2 separate regions of the Homo sapiens genome follow, and region 1 is linked to region 2. A link is a contact called in ENCODE Hi-C data. All regions are on one chromosome and are shown on one strand. The core of a region is the stretch at or near the end of the contact, and the rest is flanking DNA. Distances in the headings are between cores, read along the strand shown. Region 1 overlaps GGNBP2 (gametogenetin binding protein 2). Region 2 holds the start of CCL3 (C-C motif chemokine ligand 3).

The links. Hi-C counts contacts between places; a loop is a spot of excess contacts on that map. Pooled maps may share reads with other maps.
Region 1: a loop to region 2 is called in a pooled map, with 5 times the contacts of the local background. The contact joins the enhancer-like site here to the promoter of CCL3 in region 2. A Hi-C loop is called at or near these places in 3 of 37 single-sample maps with no recorded cell type and 4 of 50 pooled maps.

Annotation. Positions count from the first base shown.
Region 1 is chr17:36,547,005-36,551,906 of GRCh38, forward strand. All of the region lies in intron 2 of GGNBP2 (gametogenetin binding protein 2), which reads left to right. Among named protein-coding and RNA genes, the nearest start is that of GGNBP2, 4.5 kb to the left of the region's middle. Within about 2 kb of position 3,652, at least 2 of the 41 ENCODE cell types and tissues checked have a DNase peak (open chromatin) inside an H3K27ac peak, as active enhancers do.
Region 2 is chr17:36,086,424-36,092,020 of GRCh38, forward strand. It overlaps CCL3 (C-C motif chemokine ligand 3), which reads right to left and starts at 3,720. Exons shown (of 3, transcript NM_002983.3): 1 at 3,563-3,720; 2 at 2,760-2,874; 3 at 1,833-2,339. The coding sequence starts at 3,635. The coding sequence ends at 2,249. CCL3-AS1 (CCL3 antisense RNA 1) reads left to right here. Exons shown (of 3, transcript NR_186417.1): 3 at 3,123-3,439.

The DNA of each region.
Region 1 (4,902 bases), core at 2,402-4,901, 460 kb after region 2:
AGAAGTTTTTAAGTGACAGCATTTCTAATTATTCAAGTGCATTTATTTTTCATGAAAAAAGGTAGAATGATTTGTTCTGACATAAAGTAAATAGTGTTGATGCATTAGAAATTGTGTGTCTTGATTATGATTTCTGTACTTTTTGCATTAGAAGTATAATGGACTTGTATTTTTAAATAGTTGAAACTAGCACTGTGATCATATTAAATAATGCATTTCTCAGTTTGGACTTCAGATAGGGATTCATTTGTTGATATTTTCTTTCTTCTCTCCCCTGCTAACATAAACACTTTTCTGAAGCATATAGTTATGATATCAGCCTTTAAGGTTTATTGTCCCACAATGGCTGTGGAGTTAAAAAAAAAAATTCAGTGAGTTTGGATATAAGATTATTATTTAATGAATAATCATAACATAGGAAAACATATCAAAACATAGGGAAAACCAACATAAATAGTCTTCAAAAGACACTAGTTCTTGGTATATTCACATAACCACCTTTGTGAATGCAGCACATTAATACATCTGTCATATAGCACTTTAAAATGGCCAACTTTTTAAGTGCTTTTATACTGTATTCTCTCCACAATGATGTGACTTTCCAAAATTTTCCACTGAAAAAGATGTAACCTTGCAATGTGGTTTAGTATGGAACTTACTTTGCACTGTATCTGGCGGTTGAATTTTGCTTTTATTGTACTGTGGACTTGTGACTAAGGCAAATAAAACTTAAGCTCACTTAATTTAAATATCTCAAAATAACATTTAGGAAAAGGTGCAGTTTTTCTTTGCTTCAGAATGGGTTTTTATCACAAAGGAATGAGTGAGACATTTATTTGTGCTGGGACTTCTGCACAGTCATTGAATGCTGTGAGTGAATGTTAGTGAAAATTCTTGTCAAGGGAAACAAGTTTCTTTCAGGATATTCTACCAAATACTACTGAAAGGGAGAATGCAGAGCAAAACACCTGTTGGGAGAGAAGGGGAAAAGGGAAGAGGGAAGGAAGATGCCCCTATCAGAGTTTTATGCTCTGCATTGTTCCTTTGATAGATGGCAGTGGATGCCTGAAGTTAACCTTAGGTTTTGTCTTTGTCCCTAGGGTCTGTAGGTAATGCACTGAGGAAACATTGTTTGAACTTATTTCAAATAGTAGTCTTAGGATTTTGATAGTAGCTAAATGTTGCAATATAGTTACAATGTTTACAGGCAGTTGCAGACTTTATCATTTTAGTTGGGATGCTGAAACTTTACCCTTAGTTAAACTGGCAGTTGTAATTTGGACTTGTAAAATGAAATTAACAAACTTGTATGTAAAGAAGTAGCCTTAGGCTGGGTTTGGTGGCTCACGCTTGTAATCCCAGCACTTTGGGAGGCTGAGGCAGGTGGATTACTGGAGGTCAGGAATTCAAGACCAGCCTGGCCAACATGGCAAAACCCCGTCTCTACTAAAAATACAAAAATTAGCCAGACATAGTGGTGGGTGCCTGTAATCCCAGCTACTCAGGAGGCTGAGGCAGGAGAATCCTATGAACCCGGGAGGTGGAGGTTGCGGTGAGCCGAGATCGCACCACTGCACTCCAGCCTGGGCAACAAGAGCAAGACTCTGTCTCAAAAAAAAAAAAAAAAAAAAAAAAAAAAAAAAAAAAAGTAGCCTTAGGCCCGGTGCTGTGGCTCATGCCTGTAATCCTAGCACTTTGGGAGGCCGAGGCTGGCAGATTGCCTGAGCTCAGGAGTTTGAGACCAGCCTGGGCAATGTGGTAAAAACCTGTCTCTACTGAAATACAAAAAAATCAGTGGGTGTGGTAGAGTGTGCCTGTAGACCCAGCTACTGATGAGACTGAGGCAAGAGAATTGATTGAACCCCCAGAGGCGGAGGTTGCAGTGAGCCAAGATTGCGCCACTGCACTCCAGCCTGGGAGACAAAGTGAAACTCCGTTTCAAAAAAAAAAATAGCCTCTTCTTTTATGTGATATGTTGTGTCCATGTTTAGAAGATTCCCATGGTAGTTCAGTGAGTTTGAACACCTGAGTATAGGATAGGGCTGATGTAGGTGTACTTGAGAAAATTCCAAATAAGTTGGTGGAATGGTGAAATATTTAAGAAAGTTTTATACTCTGGCTAAAATGTTGTTCAGTGTTACTACAATTATAAAATAACAGATAGAATACATATTTGATTTTAGAGAAATCTGAAGAATTAAAGTTTTTTTTTTTTTGAGACACAGTCTCGCTCTGTCGCCCAGGCTGGAGTACAGTGGCCTGATCTTGGCTCACTGCAACCTCTGCCTCTCAGGCTCAAGTGATTCTCCTGCCTCAGCCTCCTGAGTAGCTGGGATTACAAGTGCGTGTCACCACGCCCAGCTAATTTTTTTGTATTTTTAGAAGAGATGGGGGTTTCCCTATGTTGGCCAGGCTGGTCTTGAACTCCTGACCTCAGGTCATCTGTCCGCCTCGGCCTCCCAAAGTGCTGGGATTACAGGTGTGAGCCACCACACCCGGCCAAAATATATATTCCTTCTAAAATCTTGAAAAATAACTACAAAACAAATTACCCTTAGTCATGCTTCTCAGGGATAAGCACATTTGGTGTAATTTCAGTCCTAGACACACAGATACAGTTAATATATTCTGTAACTTTTTGTCCTTATTTATTTCACTAAATGTAATTTTGAAAACATTTTTTCTTGTCATTCTTAAACATTTTTAATGGCTGTGTAATATTCCGTTGTATGACATTCTGTAATTATTTTTCCACTGTTGGACATGGAGGTTGTTCTAGTTTTTGCTATGAATAAACTGTAAGAACATAAATAATGCAAAAATCTTTGCATTAAAATGTTTTCTCAGGCTTTTGGAAGTGGAATTACTGGTTGGATCAAAGGATAAGAACCTTTTGTAAAGTTCCAGGTACATATTGTCAGATTGCTATGATATTTCTTTTTTTTTTTTTCGAGATGGAGTCTCACTGTGTCACCTAGGCTGGAGTGCAGTGGTGTGATCTTGGCTCACTGCAACCTCCGCCTTCCAGGTTCAGGTGATTCTTGGGCCTCAACCTCCTGAGTAGCTGGGATTACAGGCGCCCGCCACCATGCCCGGCTAGTTTTTGTATTTTTAGTAGAGACGAGGCGTCACCATTTTGGCCAGGCTGGTCTCGAACTCCTGACCTCAAGTGATCTGCCTGCCTCGGCCTCCCAAAGTGGTGGGATTACAGGCGTGAGCCAATGCGCCCGGCCAGATTGTTACATTTCTGCATTGCAGTTTACTCTCCTAATTTAAACCAATCTAAATAGACTACTCTGATAAGAGTTTGGGGTTTTGTTTTTTTTTTCTTTTTGTTCTTGTTTGCATGTACAGCATTAATCTGGTAAGAGTTCTTAATGTCTTACACTTTAAAAAAATGATAAATGGTGGCATATCCACTTGGGAATTAGATGTTTTGTAATTGTTAAAAGTTAGCATTTAATGTTTTCTTTCAACTTTTAACAGTTAATTTTACTGAGGGTGATAGATGTTACAAATAGCTGTGTGGAGTAAAACCAAAATGACAGTGATTTTAATAAATGCAAACTTAGTATATTGTTGGTTAGAACTTGTGAGAATGCGCTAAAAACAGGTTTTTTTTGTGGTCAGGAGAAACCAGAACAGATACTTAAGAGTGAAAGTGGGTAATTGATTCAATAAACTTTATAAAGCAGTAATTGCAGCACAATGACTTGTTCTATTTGTTGCTAGCTATGGGTAGGGAACCTCTTCATGAAGCTGAATGCTAATGATGCCTCTATAAAACCACACCTGAAATACTTTACAGGACTGTCTTCCTTTAGGTAACCTAGAATCTCAAGATTAAGTTAAGGAAGTGGTTTTAAAGAATGAAGAACAAATTGTGCTACTAGCCTCTTTGCCTTCCCCTTTTTATTTTCATCTCTTAAAACACTGAACAGCATATAGTGATTGGCCAGAAAACAGTAAGGTAAAAAGCCATTGTCCTAAGTGTTTGAAAGGCGAGGACAGAGTATTTAGTTTGAGTGCATTGTCTCCAGCCAGAGTAGTGAGTAAATACAAGAGAAAATTTAGTAGTATGCAAGCTGATGAAACCAGGAAAGATAGAAATAGATTAGATCTTAGTATTTTTGCTACTAATTAGGTGAAAATGAAATGATTGGAAACAAGTTTTGTTTTTAAAAATAACCGTGTTCTTTATTGACTTTTTTTTTTTTTTGAGACCGAGTTTTGCTCTTGTCGCTCAAGCTGGCGTGCAATGGCACGATCTTGGCTCACCACAACCTCCGCCTTCTGGGTTCAAGTGATTCTCCTGTCTCAGCCTCCCAAGTAGCTAGGATTACAGGCATGTGCCACTATGGCTAATTTTTTGTATTTTTAGTACAGACAGGGTTTCTCCATGTTGGTCAGGCTGGTCTTGAACTCACGACCTCAGGTGATCCACCCGCCTGGGCCTCCCAAAGTGCTGGGATTACGGGCGTGAGCCACCGGCTTCTTTATTGACTTCTTAGAAAGAATTCCTAAATCAGGTATTATCCATATAATTAAAATATTTTAGGCTGGGCGCGGTGGCTCATGCCTGTAATCCCAGCACTTTTGGAGGCCTCGGAGAGTGGATCACCTGAGGTCAGGAGTTCAGGACCAGCCTGGCCAACATGGTGAAATCCTGTCTCTACTAAAAATACAAAAATTAGCTGGGCATGGTGGTACGCCTGTAATCCCAGCTACTTGGGAGAATTGCTTGAACCTGGGAGGCAGAGGCTGCAGTGAGTCGAGATTGAGCTACTGCACTCCAGCCTAGGCAACAGAGTTGAGACCCTGTCTCAAAAAAAAAATTTTACAAATCAGCTCGCAGGTCTCAGTATTATTAGATGTGTTCTTTGATCTCCGTTTCAATTTTTA
Region 2 (5,597 bases), core at 2,470-4,969:
TTGAGCTCTATCCTCTCTGCATCAACTCAGAATCCCTACCAGAAAGTGGTTGTGATGGATGGAATATCACCCATCAAAGAATAGGGTAAGATGAGACCAGAGAGGTAAGCTATGCAAGCTAATCAGAAAATAACTCAAAGTTTTAAAAGTGCAGAATATAAAAAGGAAAAACCCTCATTCCTAAAAAAAAAAAAAAGCCTCATTTCCTCAAAGAAATCAGTTAGCTATTTGATGTGTATCTTTCCAAATATTTGCCTATGTAAATATATATGTATATATGGCATTTAAAAATAAAACAAAATAATATACTTTACAGATAGTTCCATAGCATATGTAGAGAATATATATGCATATACTGAATGTAATTAGGTCTGCCTTTTACATATAATATTATGGACACTTTCCACAGTTATAGATGTGTGCTACTTTTTTTTTACTGACTTCAGAATATTCCACTGATGGACATCTTAATCCTCTACTGATTAATCCCCTACTGATGACTGTTTGCATTTCTTTGCTGTTTGCCAACCACACTGCAAAGAATATCCTCATGTCTACATATCTTATCTTTTGGCAGTGTTTCTATGAAGCAGATTCCTAGAAATGGGATCAGGTCAAATGGGATGTAGTTCACATAGTATATGCATTTTAATATTTGCTAAGTAGTAGTGTTTATGCTTTAAAGAGTTGGAACACTACAATTCTAAACATGTTTGGACACAAAAAATAGATTATTTGAAACAAAATGAAATAAGCATAGCTCGTAAAAATTAACACGTTTGGTTTTCACACAAATATTTTGAATTTCTCTTTCTTCTGCAAAAAGGACCCTAGCTTAGTATGGATTTCTTGTACAGATAATGCAAACAATCCATCTATTAAATAACTTACCTTTCACAGTAAACCTATAGACAGCATCCTGCTCCACACAGAAGCTGATTGTCTTTTCCTTCTCTAACATTAGCTATTTATTTTGTAGAGTGTAGATTCTAGAGAAATAATGTATAATACACCTGTTGCCATATGCAGAGACTTACCACATTTAGAAAACAGTGGTGAATTCTATTGACAGTGGCTCTCAGTCATTAACATGCTATGGAACACCTCATGAGCTTGATAAAAATATCAGTTCCCAGGTCTACACTTAAAGATCCTATTTAAGTGGCTTCAACAATCACTGCTCAAACACTCTATGTCAACTCAGAATCCTGACAGGAAGTGGTTGCAATGGATAAAGTATCATCTGTTAAAGAATGGGGTAAGATTTGAGTATAGGCGGGTCATACTTTGGGAAATAACTTGGTCAATGGTTAACAGCATAGTCTGTAGTTCAATAAAAGTCCAGTTTTGGAACACAATTGACCGTTTACGTGCTGTGTAACCTCAGCCAAGTTGTCTAACCTTTCTGAGCCCTGGGTTACTTTTCTGTCAAGTGGAGGTATTAATAGTACCTAAGCTGTACTATTGCATTGGTAAGATTAAATGAGCAATGTATAAAAAGCGCTCAGTAGGAGGAGTAAGCCTCAACAATGTAAATAATTGCTATTAAGAGCTTGATTCATCATGAATATGCCCTACAGAATACTATGCTTAATGGTGGCCATTCGAGTAGTGAATTCTCCTAGAGCATGCATGTTATGATTTGAGTTATAACATATTCGTAGTTTCAATGTTCCAGAACTGTGTCTCCGTTGTAAAGTGGATAACTCTGTGGTAGCCCTCCCCATCTCTCCCAATTTCCCTCCATTTCACCTCTTCCTAATCTTTGCCTATGATTCCTCTTAACCAGTGATTTTGATTTGCCAGAAAAACAAAACCAAACTCAATACTGGTTTACCTTTTAAAAGAGCATCTTTATTATTTCCCCAGGCCGATCACAGCCCTGAACAAAAGCATCCGATACACATTTGTCAGTCTGGTGGCTTTGGTGCCATGACTGCCTACACAGGCTGATGACAGCCACTCGGTTGTCACCAGACGCGGTGTGAGGGAAGGGGGAGGGGACAGGGGAACTCTCAGAGCAAACAATCACAAACACACTGTGAAATCGAAAATAAATTACAAAAACTAAATAGTATAAATAAATTAAAATTTAAGTTAAGAAGAGTCCCACAGTGTGGCTGTTTGGCAACAACCAGTCCATAGAAGAGGTAGCTGTGGAGGTCACACGCATGTTCCCAAGGCTCAGGCTCCTGCTCCTCCCCACTGGGCCCACCGAGGTCGCTGGGCCTCGAAGCTTCTGGACCCCTCAGGCACTCAGCTCCAGGTCGCTGACATATTTCTGGACCCACTCCTCACTGGGGTCAGCACAGACCTGCCGGCTTCGCTTGGTTAGGAAGCTGTGGAGAAGGGAGGAAGAGTTAAGCACTGGGGAATCCAGCAGGGGAATCCTGGGCCCACCATGGCCCCACCATTCTGCTCTCTGTCCTGGGCAGCTCAGGGCTTGCTCCTCTTTCAGGGGCCCCCTGCCTATCTCTGTCTAGAGAGCTTCTCTCAGTGACTCAGTAGGGGTGGCCCTCAGAGTGTCCCGCTGCCTCCTTCTTCCTGTCCCTTTCCTCTGGGCTGGGGCAGCCCTTCCTGACTCTGTAACACATGCCTCACTCCAGCTCCAAGTCAGGTCACACCTCGGAGCCCTGCGTCCTGTATCCCCGATAGGCTCCTGAAGGCTGGGCCTTTCCAGGATAGCCTTCTGGCCTGTCTCTGCCCCAACCCTGACCCTCCCTACCTCCATAGAGGTGAGCAGGAAGACTGGCACTTACATGACACCGGGCTTGGAGCACTGGCTGCTCGTCTCAAAGTAGTCAGCTATGAAATTCTGTGGAATCTGCCGGGAGGTGTAGCTGAAGCAGCAGGCGGTCGGCGTGTCAGCAGCAACTGTGGAGAAAGGAAGAGAATGAGCCCGAGTCACAGCTCAGAAGAAAAGGCCAGGCAGCTTCTGATCCCCGAGCAGTTGAGGAAGGCAGGCTTGCTCAGACCAAGTGACTGGAAGGCATTTGGGCATTTTTGCTGAGAAATGTCTCTTTGTTTCTGTCTGTATCCTTCTTTCTCCTTGACTCTTCATAGTGGGTTCTCTGTTTCTCTGTGTGATCCAGATACCTGAACGGACTGTTCTCTTATCTCAGTTCTCTTCAGGGAATTTTGTCTGGTTCAAGAAGTCATACCCCAACCCAAGAGAAGCCTTGGACATCTCTCATAAGACATCCAAGGGACAGAGCTCCTGGGAGACCTAGAGTGAGCTGGAGAGTGAACAACATACCCCACTGGGAAGTAAGCAGCCCTGGATTCTGCCTCTTGCTAACTGATTCGTTTCGAACCCTGTTTTTCTATCTGTAAAAGGGACTGTAACTCCCCTGCCCCTGCCTAGATTCTCATACCTGGAGACTAGGGGGCTAAGACCCCTTCTAGAGATAAAAATAAAAGTCTTAAAGAGAAAGACCAAGATGTTTGGCAGCCCTTTAAGAAGTTCTCTTTTCTCTTGGGGGCTTTTAGGCCACAAGAAAAGATTGATGTGGTCTAACCATGGCCAGAGAGTGGTGATACCCACAACGAAACTCAGACTCACGTGATGCAGAGAACTGGTTGCAGAGAGCCATGGTGCAGAGGAGGACAGCAAGGGCAGCAGTGGAGACCTGCATGATTCTGAGCAGGTGACGGAATGTGGGCTCGAGTGTCAGCAGAGCCAAGAAAGGACTGACCACTGTCTGCTGCCCGTGTCCTTCTGAAGTCTGAAACCAGCTCTCCTCTTTATAGGCAGCCCTGGCGGATGGGGAAATGGAATCTGGGGGTGAGGAGGGAAATTTTTAAGCGTAGTGATGCTGTCATGCTAAGTTGCACAACTCAGGGTCCCTGGTGACCACAGGGGCTCAGGATATCCAAGAATAGCATCTTTGAGCTATTCTCTAACTCTCAGCTCTCAACTCATGACTTGTTATAGTTTCATAGGGAAATGGTTTCTCCTGTGAGTGTGAAGAGGGGTATATGTCAACCCAAGGCTATTCTTAGTCAGTCCCTTCTCATAAGAACTGGTCTGTGCATGAACTCTCCAGCCCCATTCCTTCCCACAGAGCTGCAATTCTGCTTCCTCAGCTGCTATAACCACAGGGATAGGGTTGATGGGCTGATGCTGTGGAGGGCTGCACAACCCTTCCTCCTCCCAGAGGCAAAGAACTGAATGAAAGCTGGAGGAATAGAAAGCATGAGGTCATGTTTCAGTCATTTGTCTATTTATTAGTCATGTAGTGACTAGGGCGCTGTGTTAAACGCTAGTTGTGGATCATAAAAATACTTTAGAGGTGGGTGTCAATATGTCAGGTGCCTAGAAATATCTGTAGCCATTAACCTAGAAAAAGCATTTCTAGGAAAGAGTTCTGTGGAAACAACCCAAATATGGAGCCATCTTCAAACATAAAGATACCTGACCCAGCATCGTTTATAACTCTAAAATAAACAAAGCTAAATTTTTCTCCATCAGGGAATGATAAATTATCCACTAGATCATTTATTATTAAGTCTCTAAAATGAATGAAGTGGCATAAATATGCTTATAACATCAGTGGTTAAAAAAAGCAAGATACGACATTATACAAATTCTACAAAGTCTGAAGAATTGTACAAATATATATATATATTTGTACTATATATACATGTATTTGTACATATACACATATATATTTGTACAAATATATATATATTCCTTGCCAACCCTAAGCATGGAAAAAAATACAAAGGCTTGGAAATACATGCCTTAAAGAATGAATAGTTCTTATATTTGTGTGATAGGTCCCTGGGTGATTTATTTTCTTATTTTTTTCTTTTTCTGAATTTTTCTCATTTTACTTAGTTAGACTTTATTACCTTCTTGGTCAGCCCACAAATTTATAAACTAATTTTTAAAAAAACATTTCCAACATCACTGGTTGAAAAATAGGTTGTTGTCAGTTGTTTAATCTGAAAGAAATTATTGATAAATATGCTGAAGTTTCTGTTCAATGGTTTTGGCCAAAATGAAGTCTTGATTTCCCATTTCTTTGAACCATTTTAAGGATCCTATACTATACTTACATAAATCATGCCAAATTGAAGCAGTTTTTTACTTATTCTTTTCAATACATAATTTCAGTGGTGTGGAAGGGTCTCTACCTTCTCAGCCAGATTATATGCTTTTTTTTCTTTTCCATACTTTGTTATTTTATTCTTTCACAATCAATCAGCATACCTCATTTTATAATGAGAAATAGATTTAGTTGGTTTTAATGATCTTTGTTTCTGAGATGCCCCTGATCTCGTGGGGGCAGGTAGAGTGTATGAACAGGTAATTGTAGCATTTAGCCGAAAGTGCTAGGACTCCTAGTAGAAAAAGAAATGAAAGCTCAGAATCCCACGAGGGGAAGAAGTGACCTTCCACCAGAGGGTTGGGGAAGGCTTCATGGAAGGGATGGAACTTTAGTTGTGTCTGGATAACTGCCCGGGATTTAGGCATCTATAGATGAGTGCCCAGCTGAGGCAGAGTCCTGAGTGTGACATTGTGGGTTCAGAGGAAAGAGGGGGTGCTTCAGTGGAGCTGCAGAGCAGTGGGGGTGAATATGGATGATAAAGCT